2 separate regions of the Mus musculus genome follow, and region 1 is linked to region 2. A link is a loop called in an ENCODE intact Hi-C map of the cell type or tissue named here. Cell type or tissue: left cerebral cortex. All regions are shown on one strand. Each heading gives the region's core, and the rest is flanking DNA. Links, peaks and the distances in the headings are about the cores only.

Region 1 (8,000 bases), core at 1-8,000, 370 kb after region 2:
TTGATGGCAGACTAGGCCATCTTCTGCTACATATGCAGCTAGAGACACAAGCTCTGGGGGGTACTGGTTAGTTCTTATTGTTGTTCCTCCTATAGGGCTGCAGACTCCTTCAGCTCCTTGGGTACTTTCTCTAGCTCCTTCATTAGGTACCCTGTGTTCCATCCAATAGATGACTGTGAGCATCCAGTCCTGTATTTGCCAGGCACTGGCATAGCCTCACAGGAGACAGCTATATCAGGGTCCAAGGTATTATATTTTAAACAAAATGCATAACACAACATGGGAACAGTTTTCCTTTTGTACTAAATACTGCCGGATATTGTTAAAATGTATTTCTGTTTTCACTTTCCATACTCTTGTATAACCAGTTCATTTTAAGGAAGTCAAAAGTTTACAGTCAGTGTAGAGAGGGGCATCTACACTCCCTTGGATTTGGGCTATGGCCTTCCTCACACCATCTTCCTTAGGGCAACAAAAGACAGCACTGTGCATCCATTGTCACAGTCAAGCCTCCTGACCCACTCTTACTCTTGTGTTACCTACCACCCAGCTTTGCCCTCAGTGTGTCTGCACCTTTGTTTCCATCCCTGCTGCTACCATCCTAGTGCAAGGAGTGATCTCTGACTTGGGTTTCAATCATAGTCATAGCAGTGGGTGGCTTACATTTTAGTCATTCTCCAGATGACCAAAAGGTACGTCTCGTGGGGGTTTCAGAATGGTGTCTAACACACACACACACACACACACACACACACACACACACACACACACAGAAGCTTTAACAGCTAGGGACAAATCTCAAAAACATGTTGCTTTCACCACGGAACTTCCTTCTTACGCTCTGTGATCCATTGTATTTCCATCCCCAGACACAATAAACTCACGTTCACCTCAGAATGTGGTTTCCTTTGAAACCTTTATCTAGAACCCTCTGCCTTCTGATTTCTTCTTACTGCTCAGCTCCTGGCGTACATAATGGCTCTTTCCAAAGCCTTCCTGTGACCCCATTCCAATCACTTTTATCCTTTCTGCTGTTTGCTATGATCGTCAGACTACAATTCGGTAAATTCATAACATAGTTTGAAGATTTTAAATTTAGATTAGTATTTCAGAGAGTTTTTTTGTTTGTTTGTTTGGTTGGTTGGTTTTTGTTTGTTTGTTTTTTCTGAGTTTTTACAAAATTAAACGAAGCCATTTTGTTACAGACTCAGGGATAGAAAGGCTCAAATGGCATTTGTATACTGAGATATTTACAAGTTGAGTCACAGGCACACCGCAATGCTGAACATATGACTCACACTTTACATCTTCTGTGCAGTTAGTGTTTAGATGTTACAGCATTGTGCCAAAGGCAAACGAGCTGTTTATAGGATTAAGGACCTCAGGGATTGCTCCATCCTGGTTTTCCTCCCGAGTTTACTATCTTTAACCAGGTCCGTCTTGTTTGGAAAGACAGGTCTGTCTTCCTGTGTCCTATTCTTTTTAAATGAACCTAAGTTTCTTCTGTAGTATACACAGTTCCTAATGTCAAGTTGTATCTGCCAAGCTTCAGGCCTCTCTCTTTGCTTAGCCTCTTGCTTGTGATCATTAGCCTGGGCCTTCTTTCCGTTCTTGGAATTTAAGCTCTTGGCTTCCCCGCCCCTTACCATCCCCAGATCCCTGTTTATACTGTGCTCTCACTGGAATGCACGCTTTGCAAAGGCAGGGATCACTTCCAAGATACTCACCATTGTGTCTTCAGAGGGCTAACCTAGCATCTGGCAGCACAGAGTTATTGAATAAATATTTGTTCAATGGATGAATCAAGATGATAAGTAAGACTGGTTGCACAGTATGATCCAGAGTCAAGACTGAATTTATATATTGAAACCACACAGGAAATGATGAAGACAAATCTAGTGTGGGGTTAGTTGTAGAAATGTGGATGGAATAGTTTGGAACAATGTCAGATGTAAGGCACAACATATACATAGTCATTTTTATAAGTAGAATTCAACCTTGTCCCAATTTCAAGAGTGTCTATCCTACCTGGAACCAGAAGACAGATGTCTAGACAGCTTTTGGAAAATAGCCCTACAGCTATATTTGTATACCATAAAATGACATATTTATAACTGCATTCATTATAATAGTTCCACAGTAAAATATATGGGTAAAAATGAAATGTTCATAGAGGTTGGCTATGCACATTGAGATATACCCATTCAATGGAATAGCATGCAGTGTAGAGAGTGAGTGAGCTTTCTAAATGCTGAGATAGGAGATTTTGTATTTTTACTAAATAAAAAGCAACATGTATAACTCTCTCTCTCTCTCTCTCTCTCTCTCTCTCTCTCTCTCTCTCGTGTGTGTGATAATACTTCTTTGTATGTAAAAGAACAGGGTATAAAATTCTCCTGTATATATGTGTATAGCTTTTGTGTTTAAGCATGGTAAAAATGTAAACTGAAATATAAAATTCCATAAGTCAAAGTTTCTATCATTTGTCTCTCCACAGAATGAAGGCTGTGATGAAGACTGGTTAGGAAAAGCTAGGAAGTTCATATAGCAACTGACTGCATCAAAGAAGTTCTATGAGTTTTTCAATGATTTTCAATGCAAATTTATTTTAAATATCTTTATTTTTGTATTTGAAATACAAATTCCCAAACACGAGGGGCAAGGGCGACACACTTCTTCTTTTTGAGATACGCTTCTATTTGAAGCTTTTCAGGTGACAACATTAATCTTTAAAAGTCAATAGATGTAGATCCTTTTCTTATGGATTTACAATGCACAAGGTGGAGATATTTTCAACTAAGGATGAAGCTACCGTTATCTGGAAAGAGCACAGAGCAGGGAACTCTGCTGCTCTCTTCTGTATGTGCTTTACAGTAAGGACAGAGGATGTCTGCCACTGGGTAACTCACAAGGACAAAGAGAGCAGCTGTCCTACAGATAGCTGAACCGCTAGCCTAATGAGAACCATTGCTAACAAGTAAGGGTCTCAAGGACAGGAATGAAATTCCCCACCCCGTCTTGGTCCCATCACTGGAAAGTAATCAATAACTTCGAAAGGAATTTAAACTGATACAATTTCCTGCCTGACTGTAACCTGCTCAGTGACATTCCTCAGAGAGTCATTTTATACCTTGGCTCCAACATTGCGAACACTCCCTCCCCTGCACATTGTAAAGAGACTGGGCATTCTGTAGTGTGCACTGAGAACTGACTGCATAACCTCCATTTCTCTATGGAACGTCAACTCGTAAGAATTCTGAATCTGCTCATTACTAATGTCCCCGCCCCCGGATGGTGGGATATCACTAAGAACATCATCATACCTTCTGTCCTTTCCTATTCCTCCCTGGGAGAAAAATCATGGGATGTTCTGAACTCTCTGGCTTTAAATAGATACAGTTATAGAACAGCACACCCTCCTCTGCTTTGAAAGCCTAGTGCTTTAATATTTCATGAATCGAAGACAACTGTGTATGTTTGAAATATGGGGTGCTGTTGACTCTGCCCTCTGTAAGCACAATGGGAAAGGGAAGAACAATCACATCCAAATGATTCAATTTTGGGTCTCTGTCTCTATTTGGTCTACCTGCACCACCTGGTGGTAGTGTATGTTAAGTGCGAAGTTGTGTGTGTGTCTCTCTCTCTCTCTCTCTGTGTGTGTGTGTGTGTTTTGCAGGTACAAGGAAAAGAGAATTTTAATGTATGTATTCTTAAATATTCATTTAGGGTGGTGATACGATGGCTCCATACTAAGTGTAAGATACAGACAGTCACAGTCTTGCTCAGTACAGGATAGGCACAAGCTCAGGCTGGAAAGCAAAAGGACTCTCTTGTATCCATTAGCTATTGGCCTTATTATTCCTGGAATTATCAGTTATTTTTTATGCTATTGCTCTCAGGAAGGCACAAGTCAAATACTAAGGTGAAACCATTTTTCTAAAAGAATGATAGTTTTGCAAATTATGTGTCCTTTGCTTCTGTGTGTCATCCTTTGAAATAAATCACAAGACAGGATGTTAAAACGGCAGCACACCCTAGCCTGATTAGACGTGGCCATTGATTTGATACCTGAAGCAGCAGCTGAGCCATGGGGAAGTAAGGGATGGAGCCAAGGCCACACTGTTTGTTAGAATCCCAGTCCGGTAAGAAACTAGGTCTTCTCAGCCTAAAGACTCACACCCAATTGTGCAAGATCTGTGAAAAGATGTGTCCTTGCCTAGGGATACCTGCTTTCAGGCCCTGAGCCTTGGGTTGCTCTAGTGCTCTGAATTTGAAGGACTAAAAACATACCCTCACTTACCAACCTCCTCCGTGCCAATGTATTGTAAAGATCATCTAACATTTAAGAAGCCCTTATATATGTTGTAGGGACATATGTTTTTCACAGACTGTACAGCTTCTGTGTTTAAAAGGTCTAACATTTTCCTTTCTCTTTGTAACGGCTTGGGAATCAGAGGTCTGTTTCCACAGCGTGAATGCCCACTTGTGGATTTAAGCCGAAGCCGTGTCCACAGCTCCCCCTTACGACCACTCAACAGTGTACAAGCCTCCTAATTCTGCTGTTTTAGACAACGAACAGCTCACTGGTTAAGTTTTAATTGCTTCCAATGAGGTCAGCAAAGGTATTTATTGAAAATCTCTGAATAAAAGGCTCCACGCACTCACACAAGCGCACGCGCTCACACACGGAGAAAATCCTTTTGCCTGTTGATTTATGGAAACAATTATGATTCTGCTGGGGGATTTCTCAGCTGAGAAATAGTTTGTAGCTACAGTAGAGAGGCTCAAGTTGCACGAGGCAGACAGCAGACACGGAACTCTTGTGTACCCAGCTGTTCCAAACAGAACAAGTAAGTTACTGTTATTTGTCTTTAAAACAATGCTCTTTTCTGAAAGATTTTCTCTTTCTGTGGTTATTGTCCTGGGGTGGGGTCAGGGGGGAAAGACTTTTGAGCTGTGAAAATATCTACAGAAATTGTGCTGTAGTACGGACGGATGGAAGGAGACTCTTGAGGTTCTCCAGGGCAATCCTGACACTTAACTTGAAAAATCTGGGTAGTTTAAGGGAAAATAATTATAAAGCACAAATGTAAAAGCATAGACTAATGAATTCCAGGGAATTCAACTTCAACTTTGTCGATAGAGGCTGTAAAACTTGATTTAACTCAATAGCTGTGAGTACACAGTGTTTCCTGACAAGATAGCAACTGGAATGAATGGTGTGGTTTTCTTGTGGTGTCTCCTCACTAACGCATAGCGCTTCTGAATCTATGTGCAGAGTGGCAGAGATGCTCACGTCCTCTGTGGGAGCTGTTTTAAACGTGCTTTCAACATTTAACTACACTGACATGTTAGACTATCTAACTACTGAAATTTATACATACAATTTTTTTTATCTCCCTCTCCTCTCCCCCTCCCCATTCCTAATCTCTCTCTTCGAGCAGAAGTCAAGGAGCAACCGCACTGCAGCAACTGGCCTTGTCACGACCTGTTTCTATAAGGATATACCTATCAGCTGTGTTCCTGAAGGAGGAATCGTGTTATTGGTATCAGAAGCTAAAAGATAAGGTTAACAGTTTGGAAAGAGCGACGACTTTTTCTCTCATCAATCTCCAGTTCACAAATAGGAGGAGGCCCATGACCTAGGAGTAGCAATCAACGCAAGATTCAATTCTCATTATGTTATTCATGAACACCCGGGGCACTACACTATAATGCGCAAATGGATACTGACACGGATCCTGCCAACTCTGCTCTACAGATCATGCTTCCACCTCGTCTGTCTAGTGGGCACTATATCTCTAGCTTGCAATGACATGAGTCCGGAGCAAACGGCTACGAGTGTGAACTGTTCCAGCCCCGAGCGACACACCAGAAGTTATGACTACATGGAAGGAGGGGATATAAGGGTGAGAAGACTGTTCTGTCGCACCCAGTGGTACCTGAGGATTGACAAACGAGGCAAAGTGAAAGGGACCCAGGAGATGAAGAACAGCTACAGTAAGTGATGCCTTTATCACAGCCCTGCTTAGCTCTTTAAGGTTTGTCTAAGGTTCACTTTCCAGTGCTGTGTTCTCCTTTCCTATGGGGGCAAAAAAAAAAAATCAGTGTCATATATCAAGTCCTAATTTTTCTACCTTGGGATTTCTGCACTAACTCCCTAAAATATCTCTGGTAATAGGGCAAGTGTCCTCACCTTATGGTTGGAACTGATATAGTTGGAAAATACTCTGTGGCTTAAATCCAAACTACTGGTTAGTAAGAAACCATGTCAGTGAGCACGCATGCTCATGTGTGATTGTTTCCCTAGCAAAGCTCAGCAGCGGTGTGCATAGAGCTCTCAGTAGGTGTTCACCAAACTACCAGCCAGGAGTTTAAGGAGCAGAGGATGTATCTGTCTTTATTAGTGGTGTTGCTTTTGAAAGGACTCTGCCATGGTACTAACCGGTTAAGAATCTACTTCCTGAGCACCAAAAACTGTGTGCTTCTAAAACAGAAGGGAGTCGGTGATGCCCTGGAACATCTTTAAAAGTCTAATGAGTTTGTTTTAGATTCCTTAACTCCCCACCCACAGGTAACAGACCTTTTTTAGCAGTTTCTTTATCAAGAGTCTGTCATGTTAAGTCTCTTGCTAATTTAAGAGGAACATAACCTTGAGGAAGCAGAGCTGAGTTGGAAGGCAGGTTGGGTCGGGGACCTTCACCTGGAGCACCCCACTTTCCTTAGACCCAGTTGTTTTTTTACCTTAAAATGCCAGGGCTTGGGTTTTCATTTGATGGTTACAGTTAGTAACTAATCTCAGTAGTATTAAATGCAATGGCATAAAACACACACTCAACATTTACCTTAGGTATTTAAAACCCACACGTGGAAATAGATTTCTTAGCACTAATAACACATGGGTGGCGTTGACACTGTATGTTTGATAGTACGTGTGGCAGTATAGTTTGAGAAGGATACATGGAGACAATAGTGTAGCTGGGTGTCTGTGACAGGGCCACCCCAAGTAGTTCCTATCTATTCCTGAAATATCTTTTTGGCTCTAAACTCACTGACCAAAAAATAAGAGTTTGGTGACTCTTTCCAAAATGAAAATGAGGGACCTTCATTTCAGCCATAACTCATACAAACTGAGCAAGGAAACATGCCTTCTGGAGGACTGATTCCATGGGACCCAGCTCAGCAGTGGCCACTGGAGGAGGATTTGCTGACCGTCCCTTCTATGTGGCCTTTTCATTTGATTTGAAAATCATCGAGCCTTATTGTAGATAACAGAATCATGGGGGCAGTGACAGCATGTGTCCCGTCCCTGTCTGTTAATGACTTTGGGGCACTTTAGTGTTCCCAATCTTCAACTGGTAAACATGGATGCATTTTTCAAAATCTTTCTCCTTCTCACAGTCTAATTGGTTCTGAGGCAGGGAACGTACCACACAATGTAAAGCCTCAATACTCATTACCTAGTTGTCACCCCAACAGTGAGGCAAAAGTGCCTGCTCTCTCTCCAGACTAACCATGCAGTCAGGGCTAGTTGCAAATTTTATAACAAGGTTATTATCATAGCTCAATTGCAGACTTCTTTTTATTTAATGACTAATCCCTTTGGATGCTTTCCACTAACTCATAAAAAAAGGTAAAAAAAAAATGGGTGGGAACAGTCAGTGAAAATGAGTACTATGATTATTTGAGATTAAAGTAGTTACAATTGGAACATGTAAATATATGTGAATTTTATTTTGTGTTAAATTCCTGGAGCTCATGAATTTCAGGTATTTGTACACATTTACAAACTGGTAAAATCACTTTACAATTTGAAACATGGTATAGTGCTAAACCTGAGAAGTCTTAAAGCCTGTTTAGCAAACCCCCTTTTTCATGAAGCAAACTCTATAGTAATAAGAAAGACAAAAGTCTTTCCCAAAATCATGGTGTTGAACTATCAGAGTGCCTTGTACTTAGAAAGACTTGACATTGTTTATGCAAATACCAAATATGTTTCT
Region 2 (16,582 bases), core at 4,569-12,568:
CCTCTGCAGAACTTCTCTGTCAATCCGGCTTTACTTCCAGTCTCTGCCGGAGGTCACGTTGGCCTTCTGCAGTATGGCTGCCACTTAAACCTCAGGCATGAATTCAAATCTCTCTTTGCTCAAGGCTAGCGGGCTCTCTGCGTTCCCAGAGGCTTGTACTTAGGCTTTGAAGGCCATTCCATGGGAGCGATCAATCCTCCCACCCTTCTTACTTGCTTAGGTCTGTACCACATCTAGGCTGCACATTCCACAAAAGCAAGGGTAACATCCGCCTTGCTCACAGCTGCAAAGCATCACATGTCTCACCCATGACTGTTATTGGATACATGGGTATTAGCACAGTCTCTCATGATCTGATAGCATGAAGGACTATCCATCCAAATGGCTGTGTCATGAGGATGCCGGGGTGAATTTTTTTGCGTCTCTAAATGAGCACATTCATAAACTTCAGCTGTACGTGCTCCAGGATCATCGTGAAGTTGTACCCAGGACCGTGGCTCTTAACGGCCTAACATTCCTTCTTCTATCCCTCAGTCTCGCACCCCCTCCAAACAGGACAAGCTCACACCAGCTGTCCTATGACGGTGAGAGAGAGGCCCAATGGGAAGACTCCACTCTTGGTACCTGTACCTGCTCCTTGTTCTCTGTGCTTCTGTTTGTCCAGTCTCTGCAGAGGGAAGGGTTGCCCGGGCGCTGTATTTGTGCACTTTGTGACATGTGACTGCTTGCTTAGTCGAATAGAGTTATGGGCTAGGGAAACTGCTCCACATTTTCACGACAAAGTGACTAACAGATCACTGCAAGGCAGCTGCAGGCTGGACAATACTTCCCTAAGCAGTGTCATGAGTTGCGGGATCAGTAACGACCTAATCCAATGAGACCTCTCCCCATTCTCAGCATTAGCCTGCTCTGAATGTAGATGGACATGGGCTTTGATACTAAATGCTGTGTGAGGCCTCAATAGATATCACCGAGGGAAACTGTTGAATAAATGCAACGATGTGAGAGACAGAACAAGTCAGCCTCGCACGGGAGAACGTGCTGCCAGTGTCACAGAGAGGTCCGAACAGGACAAGCTCCTACCAGGTACTTGCTGAATGCTGGGAATTCCCAGGAGGAGGGAAGTAGGAGGAGGGACAGGAAGGTCTCCGTTCCAAGAGGGCACGATTTCAGAGGCATTTGCACTTTCATTTTCAGCCATATAACTAAGAATTAGTTTAGAGTTGAAAACTTGGTCTCAGCCAAAAGACTGAGAAGTAATTAACTTAGGATCTTAATTGACTGTAAAGAATTTTATAAAAAAAAAAAATTTTTTTTTTGAGACATAGTTTCACTATGGAGGCCTGGTTGGCTCAAAACTCATTACAGAGCCCAGGCTGGCCTTGAACTCTGAGCTCTCTGCCAGTGGAGTGCTGGGATTTAAGGTAAGCACCACAGTGGAATTTTAATTTCTATCAAAAAAGAAAATATGCTTATAGAAAGTTAAAGTGCTGTCCTCACTCACAGATCTTCTCGCGCAGCATGTAGAATGGCAAAAATCAGAGATAAACTACAAGGGGCCTTCCAGGCATTCCGTTTCCATGAGAGTTTTCATGATGTCAAAGCAATACAGAACCCAGTGGTACAGCCACCCCCTTGGGGATCACATGAGAGCAAGGGAGAAGTGTGGGGCTGTTGAACAACACACGATAGCATTCTGGCTTCCCTGGGAAGCAGGCAGCACAATGGCTGCACATTTAGTCCCACGTCTGCCCTTTAAGAGGCAGAGCCTACACAGTCGTATGGCATAGAAGGAGTTGGGGTGGCAGCTGGGGAGGCATTGTACCTACCTATTGGCCTGCTCCGTCCCATACAGTTCTTATACACACCGCTGCACGTGGAGTTCCCAGGCTGTACAAACGACAGATTGCAGGATGTATATCAAGAGGGCATGTTTATAAAGAAAATGATAGCTTTCAGGAAAATAGAGCATGCAACTTCACTTTCTGACAGGTTGGAAACAGAATCTGGGTGGAAGAAAACAGAACTCGATGGCCACCCTTTTGGAATTATTTGCTAATGTGGATCTGAAGTTTAGGGCTGTCGAAAGGACTGCCCATGTCCTGTGTCTTGAGGGTCCCTTCCTCTGCTGCAGAAGTCATATTCCAGCATTCACAGTGTCAGCTAGAAAGTGATGCTTAGTTGCTTTGTGTGTGTGTCTGTAGATGTGTTTGTGAGTGTGTGTTCACGTAAGTATGGACGCCAGAGGTTACTATTGGGCGTCATTCTTCAGAGGCCATCCACCTGGTATTTTGGGTTTCAATCACTCACTGAAACCAGGGACTCTCTGAGATAGGCCAGGCTAGCTGACCAGGGGAAACTAGGGGCTCTCTGAGATAGACTGGGCTGGCTGACCAGGGAACCCTAGTTAGCTGTCTCTTACCCCCTCTGCAGCGCTGGGAAAATAAGCCCATGCCACCTCACCTGACTGTGCTTTTAATGTGGGTGCAGGGGATTAACTTCACTTAGGCCCTCAAGCTTGCACAGCAAACACAGTACAACCTGAGCTATCCCAGCAGCTACCTGTGTTTGAGGTGACAAACCCTGCTCTACTAGGGTTTTGCTAGACTCATTTGTTACTCTTGAAAATCTCAGCCAATCAGAGGGCTTCGGTTATCCCCACCTTTGCACACATTATCTCCAGCAGTGGAATGAAGATGTGCTGATGCTTTGGAGAAGAAAGACTCATCTGGGCCTGGAGAGATGATGGATCAATGTGTAAAGTACTTGGTGAGCAAGTGTGATGGTTGGGGTTCAGATCCTGAGAGTCCAGGCAAAGCCCTGTGAAGTAGAGCTCTGTAATCCCAGTGCATGGGTGGGTGAAATGGGAGCCAGGGGTGGGTAAATGCCCAGGAGATCCCAGAACAGCTAGCCAGAGAAAGACAGAGACAGAGAGACAGAGAGCGAGAGGGAGAGACTGCTCCAGCAAGGACTCACACTACACACATCTTTAAAAAATTAAAATAAATGAATAGCTTTATCTGACAATAGTATGTAAGATGGCTTGAGGGCCTGAAATCAGTGCCGGATAAGGGCTCTCAGAATCATTTAGGCAAGTAGAACCAGAACTTGAATAAAGCCTGAGTGGATAAAAAAGATACTCACATGATGATGCTGGGCACAAGTTGACATGGGCTCCAAAATGTAAGGAAAGGCAAAATGAGTGAAAGAGGTGAGTAGCAGAATAAACTAAATAGACTAAATAGAAAGGCGAATGGAGCGGGGCACGGTAAAGTGCCCTGGATCCTGCACTCACAGGGCAGAGAATGGTGGATCTCAGGAAGTCCAAGCCAGGGCTACACAGTGAGACTCAGTGCAATGCAGTTTGGTATTAGAGCTTAGGAGACATGGAAGGGCTGAAGAAGAAAAACTAGAGGACCAATGTGTCCTCAGACTAGAGGCAAGACCTAAGCCTAAGAGGAGCCACAGAAGATGCTCACCCCAGAGCAAGATAGGGTTGGGGTCTCCATGAGGAAATAGAAGAAAATATGAGAGAAAAGGAAAGACTCAACTCACTTTTCTTTTCTTTTTTGTTTTTTGTTTTTGTTTTTCGAGACAGGGTTTCTCTGTGTAGCCCTGGCTGACCTGGAACTCACTCTGTAGACCAGGCTGGCCTTGAATTCAGAAATCCGCCTGCCTCTGCCTTCCAAATGCTGGGATTAAATGTGTGCACCACCACTGCCATGCTTCAACTCACTTTTCAAAGGAACAGAAATATGTGGAACTGTAGCTCAGTGGATAGAAAACTTTCCAGACAAGCCTAAAGATTGTGGTTCTTAGAACCCATGTAAATGCCAGACAGCTCCCACAAATCCCAGAGCACAGGAAGCAGCAAGAGAGAATCCCTCGAGCAAGCTGGATGCTTGACTAAGTAAACAGGCAAAAGACCCTACCTAAGTAAATTCAGAGAAAAATGATGGACATCAACCGGACCTCCATGTGTGCTTACATGTTCTCTCTCTCTCTCTCTCTCTCTCTCTCTCACACACACACACACACACACACACACACACCATACACAAATATGCAAAAAAATTAAAGATGGATTGTGGCATCCCATGTGATAAAACAAACGTAATGAGTCACGTGTTATATACGCAAGTGTTCACTGTAGGACTCTACATGTGAGTGTTCACTGTAGGATTCTTTCAACTATACTAAAAATGTTGAGATCAAGGGACCTGGGGCAGACGTAAAAAGTTCAGGAAGGGAGCACCAAGATGAAATAATGTTTGGAAGCCAACAGAAGAGGACTCATCCAGTGGGTGTCAGCTCTAAAGATGGAGGAAGATTACTAAAGGGAGAAATCCACTTAGCAAGGAAGTCCCTCGTGACCTACATAAAAGTCATTTACCCCAGGTTGCCAAGCAGAGTTAAGGTCTCAAAGTGTGTGAGAGCCAGGATGAAGACAATGGCCTTAGAAGTGGGAATGAAAAGGTGAGGTGGTGTTGGTGGATTGCAGCGGCCAAAGCTTATCCACAGGCAGAGGGAAAAGAGCCAATGGCGTTATTCTGGGCAAGGCCGTAGGGCTGGCAGGAGAGGAGGGTCAGAGCACAGGGAGGATTATACTCAGAGACACAGTGACTCAGGAAGAAGCAGGAGCCCAGGAAGACAGGGCAGGTGGGAGGGTAAAGATGACAGCAGTGCACTGGGTGCTTTTCGTTTTCCCAGGGAAGCCGGATATGATGTCAACTAGAAAGCCCTGATAGGGTACTGAGAGTAAAAATGATCCAATATAGACTGTGATTTACCCCCCACGTTTGAAGAACATGGTACCTTCACATTTGAAAATCCTCAAATCGAGGGCTCTCATGGTAAGAACAGAATCACACCTGCGGTACCAGGAACAAAAAAAACCAGTGCTTACCAAATAGCACAACTTTTCACACCGGATAGGGCAGTATGCCATTTGGTCTGTAGCTTGAGCCTGGATGCGCACATCTGAAATGCCGCCTTCAGGTGGCTGCTTCCCCGGGATGGAGTTGTAATAGTCATGGTCTCTGTCTTCAGGGGCACCATCAACAAGTACCTCCTCCCTGTAAGGGGAAAAAGAGGCCCCAAAAGGCTGCGTGGGAATTCGAAGGCTGTAGGGGATACAAAGAAATCAGAGCCAAGCAAATCATGCCGAAAATCTGCAGGCGTGTTTTACGTCTACAGCCGTGCTTAAGCCACGTCAAACATCTGAACCTCTGCACTAGCGTGCTTGGAAGTCCGTGGAGAATGCCGATGGAGAAAGCCAGTGAAGACTGTCAAGGGTGAGGCCTTCGTATTTCTCTCCAGTTAGTGGTACTAATGATGATAAACAGCTCACCTGAGTGAAAGGCTCTTTCACCTCAGCATCATAAAGACACACAGCTTCATTTTGGAGATGTTTTGGTCAAAGAAAATTTAGAAATTGTCCTTTGGGTAGAAAGCCCGGCCCAGTTTACTAAACTAAGATGAAAAATCCATTTTAAAAGGAGAGCTGTAGCCAGCTATCTTGTCTGCACAAATCTAGACAAGTATGGTATTCATAAAGAACTATTAGAGTCACATGTGGCAAGTGAGGGAATTCTGTAAACATGCAATTGTTTTAAATTTGAAACAGGGTAAAAAAAAGAAACAAACTGGCATCCATTTCCAAATTGGAATTAACAACAAAAGTTCCTATAAAAAAGAATAAGTCAAACCAAATCTCTTCAGGATTTTGTATGCATGTGGCAGGCTTGGGATGCGGGGGTGGGGTGGGGGGGTGGGGGGTGCGGTGTGATTTAGAGGAGGCGTTCGTGTGTGTCTGTGTGTGTCTGTGTGTGTGTCTGTGTGTGTCTGTGTGTGCCATGACACACATCTGGAGGTCAGAGGAACTTTGGGAGTCAGTTCTTGCCCTCCTTGTTTTGAGGATGCAGCTCTTTTGCCCACTGAGCCATCTTTCTCAAACCAAATTAAGTCTTTTTAAAAATGAACTAACTTATCAACCCCCATGACCGCATGATCCTGAGTAAAAGCTGTCACCAAGGCTTCTGGTACCCCTTTTCTGTGTTGCCCTGGAGGATCTACCTCATAAAGAGGGATCTCCAAACCCAGTGCTCACTGATAACACAAGATGATAATGTGGGGAAAGGTACACTTAAAAATAAATGCCCAAGGATTTTATTTCTTGAGCATGAACTTGGCAGTAGCTGGTGGCCTGAAAGCATCCATGGCCACAGACAGGAGAAACACCAGCTTTTTGGGTCACATCTGCTCCACCCCAAAGGCTGCAGCCACTTAGGAGGCCTACCAGCAGCTAACAGATTCCTACAGAGATTGTCGATTTTTCCTGTTTTACTCTTCCATTTCGGTTTGTTTTTTACGAATATGCATGAGATTCAGGGTTAAAGAAAATCGGAGAAACTTGATAACGTTTATTATTTCATAACTTCGTAATTCATAGTTTTATGTAACACTGGAGAAATGGGGTTGGTTCCTTCCCACATTTAGTGTCAGAAGAATATCTGGATAAATATGAGTGGAAGAAAAGTAAGCCACTCTTATTTTTGGTTTTATTGCTGAAACTGTTACTTTTAAGAACAAATATTCATCTCATTAGTGAACTTAAAAAAAATTTTTTTTGTGCTTTATTTTTACACAGGGTTTCACCAAGTAGCCTTGACTGACGAGGGACTTGCGGTGTAGACCAGGCTGGCCTTGGACTCACAGAGATCCCCCAACCTCTGCCTCCTGAGTGCTGGGAGCCAGGCATGCGTTACACATCCTGCCATCATGGTAATGCTTTAAGTGTCCAGAAAGACAGAAAATTAAATAATTATGGAACTCTTGACTGACCTTTCCCAAGTGTTCAAGGAAGGATTTTTCAAGTACTGTTTGAACCGGAGTTCAAAGGCCTGCCCTATGGTGCTTATGACGTCTTGGGCCATTCCACTGCGACACTCCAGTATGTGGCACGCTGTGAGAAGACACATTAAAAATATAGTATCATGAGAACATTATACAAAAGCAAAATAGTTCCAGAACATGAGAAAATAGTTGTGTTTTTAAAAAAAAAATCAAACTTACTCCATCTCTAAAAAGGCATAATTAGGCTTCATATTGAATATAAATCAAGGAGAAAATATTCAAAATCCACATACCTGAAAAATTAGAAATTTTGATCTGGGTGTGGTATAAAAATACCTTTAATACCAGCGCTCAGAAAGCAGAGGCAGGTGGATCTCTGTAAGTTCCAGGTCAGCCTGGTCTACAGAGTGAGTTCTAAGACAGTCAGGTTACAAAGAGAAACACTGTTTCAAAAAAAAGTGGTATCAAGGCAGATATTTAGGGCTCATGCTTCAGACTGTCTTTAATTTTTTTGCAATCATTTATAAGTGTGTGTGTGTGTGTGTGTTTGTGTGAGAGAGAGAGAGAGAGATCAAGTGTAGGTCAGAGGACAACTTGTGAGTCCCTGAGATCAAACTCAGGCTTGATAGTAAGTATCCCTACCCACTGAGCCACCACTCTGGGCCTGTAAGAAATGTTCCTCAGATGGAGCAAGATAAGTTGTACCACATTATACAGAGATGTCATTATAGTTGAGGGTTTCTTGTTTGTTCATTTCTAATTTCATACATATGTGGCTCAATTAAAAAAAACAAAATCAAAATGAGAGTGATTGCAAAATAGAACCAAAATGGCTGTAATTTTTTTCCTTCGTGTTGAAAGAAATAAAAATCAGGAAGACGGGGGGGGGGGGCTGGAAACTCCAGCATAAATAAGAAAACATACAACACTGATTTCCTGTGAAAGAGGTAAGAGGATGGGAGACAAGAAGAACTCTGTGAAAAAGATCCAGAGCTGAGTTCAAATTCCACCATCTGTGCCACCATCTGTGTAGTCCTGGATGGGCTACTTGTGGTGGCTTGAAGAGGAATGTCCACCCCTCCCCATGGGCTCAGAAACCTGAATGAGGTCCCAAGTTGTTGGAACTTTTGGGGAAGGATTAGGAGGCGTGGCCTTGTTGAAGGAGGTGTGTCACTGGGGGTGACTTTGAGGTTTCAAAAGCCCATGCTATTCCTAGTTAGCGTTCTCTGCCTTGTGTTGTGGATCAGAATGTGAGCCCTTGGCCTACTGCTCAGGCCCAGTGCCTGCCTGCTCCCTGCCATGATGCTCATGGACTCACTCTCTGAAACTAAATCCCCCTTCCTTACAAGTTGCCTTGGCCATGGGGTTTCATCACAGTTCTATAACAGTAACTACGGCCAGGTCTTCACTTATGAGGACAGCAGGATAGGCTGTCTGTCTCCTTTAGAGAAAGTCTGGTATTTTTTTTTCTTCATACTAACTTAAACCCTCTGAGGAGCAGGACAAGCAGGCTGGGCACACAGAAGCACTAAGCCCGACCACCACCACTTGAGCACACTCTAAAGCGCTTCAGCTTCTCTGCAACTTCTCTGGATTGAATGCCTAGAAGGTTTTGGTTTTGTCTGTCCATAGGCAGTTCTCCAAATAATTTTCTGCTTTGCTTCAATTACCCTGTTGCTGGCTTTTTTTTTTTTTTTAAAGAAGATGGAACAGAAAGTAGAAAAGGGAAAAAATAAACAGAAAAAAGAAAAAACAAACAAACAAACAAACACCATGGGCTCCTGTCTCTCTCCATTAATGTGGCAGGCTGCCCTAGGCCCGTGCCACACCCCACCTCCTCTTAGCAAACACCCCTATTTTGACAGTGCTACTCTTTGAACTCTTAGTTTGTTCACATGATCACAGGGAAGCAACATAGGAACCTGCCATGAATCATATACAAAATGCTAGAATTCCTGGTCGGAGCTGCCCTACCTGCCGCTAACAGGCAAAGGGGAAAAGACGGATACATAAGAAATCCCGTGTTCCCAAGGGATTCTTGGTGACATGAAAACAGCCATGGCAGCCTGAGCTCTGATGTCTACATCTGGAATCAGTGCACACACCTGGTTTCTTTCCCAAGCTCCCAGTTCTACCTATGAGCATCAGTAAAAATCATAGGAATCTTAGCATGTCCCTTCACTAGGGATCCTAAGGGTAATATTACACAAAAGAATGAATATTACTCTTAGCCAGTAGAAGGCCTTTTAAAGAGTTTTGTTCCTTTGAGTTTCTGAGATGGTGAGTCTATGACCATCATAGCTAGGAGCATGGCAGCAAGCAGACAGGCAGGCATAGCGATGACACAGTTAGCTTACAGCTTACATCTTGATCTACAAGCATTGTGAGGCACAGAGAGCTGACTGAGAATGAAACGAGCATTTTTGAAACCTCAAAACCCACCCCCAGTGCACACCTCCTCTAGGTACTCACTATATACCCCTGGCTGGCCTGGAACTCTCTCTATAGACCAGGCTGGCTTTGAACTGACAGAGATCCACCTGCCTCTGTCTCCTGAGTACTGATATTAAAGGCATACACCACCACTCTCAGATTGTTCATTTTTCCGTAAAGATCAACATTTGTCTAGAATTAGTTCTTGAAATAAAGGTCAGTGTCTCAGATCATCCACCAGATGGTGCTGTGGGACGCAAATGGAGTAGATGCCTCCCGAAGCATCAGACTCCAAGAACAGTAGATTCACAGACAGCAGCCTGTGTACTTTACAAGCATAAATACAAATGTAAGTTAGCAGATTCGTTTAGGTTGCTTTTCATTGGCAGGGGCGTTGGTTTTACAATTCTCTTTTAATATTCAGCTCATGGCTTTCCTATACATAAACAGTCCAGGTAAACCGGGGTCTTTTCTCAGACTAAGTTCAGATACGGTATGAAAACCTCCTTAGCCTGCCACAGCATTGGAAAGCTGAAGACAGCATGGGCTTCCTCACGACAGCTACAGGAGAAGGCTGGACCTAACACTGACATTTTTAACTTGCCTTCTCTACAAAGAAAGCGTTTCATAAACTGATGAGTTCATAACAGGGCCGTAGCCAAGTTAGGAAAACGTAATACCAGCTGGATCTGGATGGAAACGTTGAACCAGGTATACAGCAGAGGGACGATGGGGGAGGGGTGACACATGGAGGATTATTAGCAGGAAGCCTGGTCTCCTGTGCCCACCTCCACTTCCTGCCAGTCGAGTTTTCCTCCTCACCCTTGCCGTCTGGCTCCTGCCTTTCTGAAGTCACCTAGTCTGTGGGCTCTCTGCTGAACTGAAGGTGTTTTCTTTCCTTCACTCTCCTACTATTCCAGCGTGAGACTATCCCGGTGTCCTCTCCAGGAAAAAGTGCTGTTCCTCCTAAGAAGGTCGCTCTCACCGGACCTCCTCCTCACGCTGCCACGCCGCGTGTCCTGGGACTTCTCCCCTCTCTGCAAGCCTCAGCCCCTTCCGTTGTGGACTCCTCTGCTGATGGTCCTACTCCACTTCTTCTGCTTCCCTCTCTCCGTCTCCTCGCCTCTAGCTATCTTCCCGTCTCCCATCCCCCAGACCCGTTCCTGGCTGGCATCAGGCTCCAGACCCACAGTAGCAGGCTCGGAGGGCATTAAGGGCAGATGCCTAGCTCATGGTCAGTTTGGGGCCTCACCTCCCATTCACCAAGTGAAAAGGTTGGAGTACTGGATTTTACTGAGGCTGATGAAGGCAAAGACGCTTCCTGCTGGTCTGAGGAATGGATAGTATTTCCACACACCTCAATGATTAGAACACTGTAAACTACTGAACCCAACCAGGCCCATCAATCTCCCGGTCAGGAGGTCACCCCTGGTTGCCCCTGGCAGTCCCTCTACTTGTAGCACCCGGAAGCCCCTCCATCTGTGCGGTTGTTTGCAGATCTCCAGTGCCAAGCTTTCTGAACTTTACAGTTCTAACCATAAAGCCTAACCCCACTGCCACCCCAGCTTTCTATCTCTCCACTGAATACCAACCAAAATCTTAAGATTTTTGCCTAGTCACTGTTTTCTGTGAAGACTACATAATCCCACTTCTATAGTGGCTTCCAGACTCCCATACCTGACCCTAATTCAAAGGCCTGGCCGACTCCCCTGATCTTCCTACCTCCTCTCCAAAGCCCCTGCCATGATTTCCAGCCTATCTGTCCTGTGGGTTTTTTTCCTCAAACTGTAATAAAATGGACTTTGAATTTCCTTCAGAGTCCATTTTAAGGTTATCTTATTATTGACCAAGGACCTCTAAAAGGAAATCCCAGTCCCCTGTGACACTTGGACAGAGCGGGTCTCCCTAAGGAGAATCCTAACTCACTAGGCAATGTTCTGTCACCTTCTCATTCCACTATTTTTTATTCAGGAATTGAGAACATTTGAAAATATATAACAAATACTCATTATTAGAATTGAAGAAAATAAAAAAGACCAAGAGAAAGTTAAAATCACCCCAAATTCCACCATGCGGAAACAGTTGCTATTAGCAGTTTGGCATAGGCCTTTCCAGTTTTGTTTTGCTTTTTTCTGTGTAAATCCCCGCCTCAAAAATCACCTGGGCCACAGTACACAGATTCTCATATTCTGTCTGTGCGCTTAATAGCATAGTGGATACTTCAACTGTGGCATTATACATCCTTCTAAAACAATCTTGAACATGCTATGGATTGGTTTAATTTTTAATAGATGATACTGGGTTAATAATTGCCTCCGGCATATAAATATTATATGGCAGTGATTTTAATTGTTTGATCTCTTTGCACATCCTAATTACTTCCTGAGAAATGAAACTGCTGGTTTAAAGGCCAGACTGGGCAACAGACCTGACCCAAATCGTCAAACAGCCCTATAGAATGTTTGGATCTGTGCTCTTGTTGGCTACATTCAAGATTAACCACTTCCCTAAAGCACACTTGTCATTTCCCAATATGAGAAATCTAGAAATGAACCGTGACATCCATAGCTTTTGTGTTCTGGCTTGCTCGGCTTGCTCATAAGCTGCATTTCCTTCAGATGCTTCTTGGAGTCTTGTAAGGCTCTTTTGAAAGGAACTTGTGCTCAGGACTTGGAGTTTCTCCACCCTTTACTGTCTAGGGGCCTCAGGGAAAAAAATCTTTTTTGTTTTTCCCCAGATAAGGTCTTTCTATATGGCTTCAAATTTGCTATCTCCCTGCTTCAGCCTCCTGACTGCAGGAACTGTAGATGCGTGCCGCTGTATCTGGATTTAAAAGGCCCTGCTTGTCTTGACTTTAGTCTTCCATTATCTATGACATACCAGTATTACCTACTTTGTTTTATATATACATAACATATATACACAACTTTATACAGTATTACCTACTATATATACATACATGACACATGACAAACCAGTATTACTATATATATTATATATACACACACAGAGCTTTATACAGTATTACCTACAATATATATAATAATGGTATGATATATTTTATATACATATGCATATATATAAGGTGATACTGCATAAAGTATGACATGTATGTGTGTATATGTGTGTATATATATAATACATACACACACACACACACACACACACACATATATATATATATATATATATATATATGACATACCATTATTACCTACTTTATGGACTGCTGAGAAGATGACAGGAATCAATGTGCACAAAGTGCACATGACAATGTCTGCAGCATGGCGAGCATGCAATGCACACAGCTACTTTTCTTTGCCTTGTTTCTCTGTTTCACTATTTGCCCTTTTCCTATTGAGAAGAATCTCCTCCACCTTCTTAGTGGCAACTTCACTACAACTCCTCCCACTGGATGATGCTGAGCAGTAGGTAGGAGCTAGGAGCCAGTCACAGAGATGTTGGACTGTGTACAATATCTCTCCAAGCTCCACAGGAACAAGCAATTCCCATCCCTTCACCAACACTTAGTGTAAACGCTCATCAGATACTATTAGTCCAGATTTGGTCCAAACTGCCCCTTCATCCCCCAGGCAATTTAGACCACTAACGACCTCTGTTTAGAACTAATGAGACCTTATCTGGCTTGGAATCTACAATTCCGACTGATTTTCTGCCCTCTGATATCACTGTACAGACACAACTGCAAGAAGCATCGTACTGCGATTGCAATGCAATGGCAAAAATCATAACACCTTCTATAAAGCCCAGAATCTTTCCTGGTATCTGGTGACCTACTGGCACCTCCCACTCTCTGTAGTCTTTTTTGGCTTCTCTTTCCCTGTGGCTCTTTAGCTTCTGTTCTTTTTCTTTCCCTGAAGCCCTGTCTTTGCAGACACTACCTTGTAGCTATCTCATCACACTGCACTTCAACCTGTACATATCCTTCTGAGCACAGACCCAGTGAAAGCTTCGACTCCTTTGATATTTGTGTCAACTATCAACTCGACGATATAGAGTCACCTGGCAGATGGCTTCTGGCATGCCTGTAGGGAATTATCTTGATTGTATTAACTAAGGTAGGAGGCCCAGCCACTCTGGATGGCGCTGATCCCTGGCTGGGATCCAGGACAGTATATAGAGAAAGATAACTGAGCAGCAAGCAAGCTTTCACCTTTCTCTCTTCCTGATGATGGATGTGACCTGGACTTCCTGCAGTGACAACCACCTTTAAATGGGGACCCAGAATAAACCCTTAGGCTGCTCTGTTAGGGTATTTGATTATAGCAGCAGGGGGACAATCTAAGACAATGGCAGATGCCAAAAATGCAAAAGAATCTGGATCCCAGATGCCTTTCTTTAACCTCTTTTTAACATGGGCTCAGGGGCTCAGGCTATAACCCAGACCATGTCCTGGAGGCACAGCATATGGCTCAGACTGGCTTTGTATTTGTGGTGATTCTCCTTCCATATCTGTATGTTTTATGGTAAGAAAAACAAATGTTATTCAGAGGTCTTTCCAAATACAGCAGGCGGCTCCATGCTGGTAGCTTCCCAGTGCTTGGCTCCTTCCTTTCCTCGCCACTCCCTCATTATCCACTCAACTTTCTGCAGCTCAGTGGTCCCTTTCTATGGAGCATTTTAAAGTGTTTGTCACCTGCTCTTTCCTCTCTCCATTCTCAGGACCGTGCCCTTCTTGGCAAGCAATTGGCAAGCATTGACTATGGCCACTCTCTATGCCATCCAATGCCTCTTATAATCTCACTCTGACAGTCACACTGCCTCCATGGCTTCAAGTTTCTCTCTGAATGCACCTAATAGTGCCTGCTCGATGAGTCTCTCTAGAAGTCTGCTTGGCAAAAAGCACCTCTACCCATCTACCCACGGGATCAAGTCCGTGCTTATTAGGTCTTTCTTCTCTGCCATGGGAGAGTGTTTTCCTTCTTCTGCCGCACGCAGCCTGCAGCTGTGCATTTCCACCTCTGTTCCTTCGATTCCCAAATAGCACTCCATGTTCACTTAATCAAATATTTGAAGGCAAATTCCATCACCAGGGTGGAAGAGGTTCCCCAACTCCCAGGTTCTATTTGAGGGCAACTAGCTTAAACCCATCTCCCAGGGGGAGTCTGAATGCCTTGGGTTTGAGGGTGAGAAACAGTACCAACCACATCTGTCCAGAGAGGTCGAACTTTCTAAGGAACCTCAGGCCTTTGACTTTAAGCCCAGCCTGCAGATGCCTTTCCTAGGCAACCTCGTTATACCCTAGGATGAGGCTCTCACTCGGCTCTTCCACTCAGTCATTTGAGACACAGTCTGTGCATCACGCCTGAGCATTGTAAAGTATCTGAGAAACAACAGTAAGAAGGGAGATCTCAGCCTAATAGAAAGAACATGGGAAATGTTCAAACAAGTACGTGAGAAAAACAGCAAGCAACAAAGTGTGGCTTGTTGGCAGGGAGAGAAATACTGAGTCATGATGGGGGTGGGGCACATGTGACTAGAGGTAGGCTATGCCATCAGTAGAAGGCCCCTCAAAAGAAGAGACATTGGAGGTGAGACCTAAAGGTGGACAGAGATTGCCTCGCACACACAACCCCCGGAGTTCTAGCCCCAGACCTGCATAAAGCTGGGCATGGTGACACATGCCTATAATCCCACTCAGGGTGAATAAAGGCAGGAGAATCAGAGGTTCAATGTTATCCTCGGCTACATAGTGAGTTTAAGATCAGCCTTGTCCAAAAAGCCACATACTCAAACTCAAAGTAACACTCCAGGCTTTTTCAGCAGCAAGTGCATAGGGACACACACACACACACACACACACCAACAGCAATGTCTCATTGAGTTTTGTGTTCAATTTCTTTTTCTCCTTGGGATATGGGAACAACACTACCATAAACAAAACAGCTTATTTTTGCATATGTAAATATGCTTTTTAGTTTGTGAATCTTTCAAGTGCTGGAATTTAAATATTGCCTGTTAATTGTTCCACTCTTCTCTGCTGGTAGGATTATTTATTTTCAATTAAAATTTACATAGTTTTCTTAGAGTCCTTCAATATCATCCTACAATGATGGGGCACCATTGGACCATGCCCATCGTTTGGAAGACTATGAAACAGGCCAGGAGGGGCCTCACAGCTTCTCTTTATCGCCTGTTCAGCTTAGCAAGAGTGCTCAAGTCTGCAATGACCATGACTCCTAAGATAACAGAAAGCAATGCCCATAGATAGGGCCTTACTGTGTGACACCCATTACTGTGTACATTAGAAATAACCACTTATTTTTATAGTCGGTAGCTAACAGCTCTTATGAAAACCCAGAAGTTTCTTGTCCATACCTCGTTGGTTGACTGGATCTTTAGCTACATAGGCAACATAGTCTGTGGTATCCTATAAAAGAAAGAGAGGGAGAGAGAGAAACAATTGCATTTAAAATGAATGAATAAGATAAGACTTCCTTAGGACCCAACTGAGCCAAAGCCTTAGACATAACTGTTTTTCTATGGCATAAGTTCTCAGCCCGTTAATGTTGCAGCCCTTTAATACAGTTCCTCATGTTCTGGTGACCCCTAACCGTAAAATTATTTTCATTGTCACCTCAAAACTAATTTTGCTACTATTATGAGTCATAATGTGATCATCTGAAGTGACCCCTGGAGAACCCACAGGTAGAGAACTATTGCTCTATGGCATATCCAGTAGAGCTTAACAATTAAATCTATAGTTTTCTGACCCTTATGGGGAAAGGATAGAGATTGAAAATTCCGAGTCTGCCTATATCATTAAGAATAAAAGGGAACACAGCTAAGGAATTCTTTAAAACTGTCTAGAAACTGACTGTCTCAGTTGAAACACGTGTAGAACTCCTCTGCCACAAAGTTATCAGGAGCTGAGATGTGGTGTCGTCACTGGCCTGTGTCCAAATTCATGTGCATCCAAAAATGAGTTTATCAGAAACCTATTGGTTTTTGGTTGCATGTGTGTTTTGCAAGATAGCTTACAGAATAAAACAGCAAAAATATAAATTATTTCATCCGTAGGCAGAGGCAAATCATTTCAGAACAGAGAACCTATGAATAACTTAAGTTCAAGAAGAGATATGCTACTGCCTTTGAGAAAACAAGAAAATAGACAGGACGCTTGAAATTCCAGCTTTTATGAAAACAGTGAGCTGATGAATGGGATGGTTTTAATAATTAAAGGTGCTCTTGCTATCTTAATTCTCAGAGGGAAAAAATACCTATAATGCCATTTCAGAGTATTAGAATGGTCTCTAGAGGGAAGATGCCGTCT

The links. Peaks named below come from ENCODE experiments on the same cell type or tissue, not always from the same donor. Only the 100,000 strongest peaks of a DNase experiment are listed, where the experiment ranks them.
Region 1: it touches region 2 in a loop (3-fold over the local background); 6 of 42 quality-filtered maps call a loop at or near these places.

What each region holds. Positions count from the first base shown.
Region 1 is chr2:126,030,001-126,038,000 of GRCm38, forward strand. All of the region lies in intron 11 of Fam227b (family with sequence similarity 227, member B), which reads right to left. It overlaps Fgf7 (fibroblast growth factor 7), which reads left to right and starts at 4,658. Exons shown (of 4, transcript NM_008008.4): 1 at 4,658-4,850; 2 at 5,445-6,000. The coding sequence starts at 5,715. In left cerebral cortex, for the core only: CTCF peaks have their summits at 3,587 (motif pointing left) and 4,523; DNase peaks (open chromatin) are centred at 3,588 and 4,484; H3K4me3 peaks cover 188 bases.
Region 2 is chr2:125,650,646-125,667,227 of GRCm38, forward strand. It overlaps Shc4 (SHC (Src homology 2 domain containing) family, member 4), which reads right to left. Exons shown (of 12, transcript NM_199022.2): 6 at 15,628-15,679; 7 at 6,844-6,964; 8 at 4,907-5,075; 9 at 1,830-1,890. Among named protein-coding and RNA genes, the nearest start is that of Eid1, 14 kb to the right of the region's middle. In left cerebral cortex, for the core only: a CTCF peak has its summit at 9,535 (motif pointing right); a DNase peak (open chromatin) is centred at 9,558; H3K4me3 peaks cover 200 bases.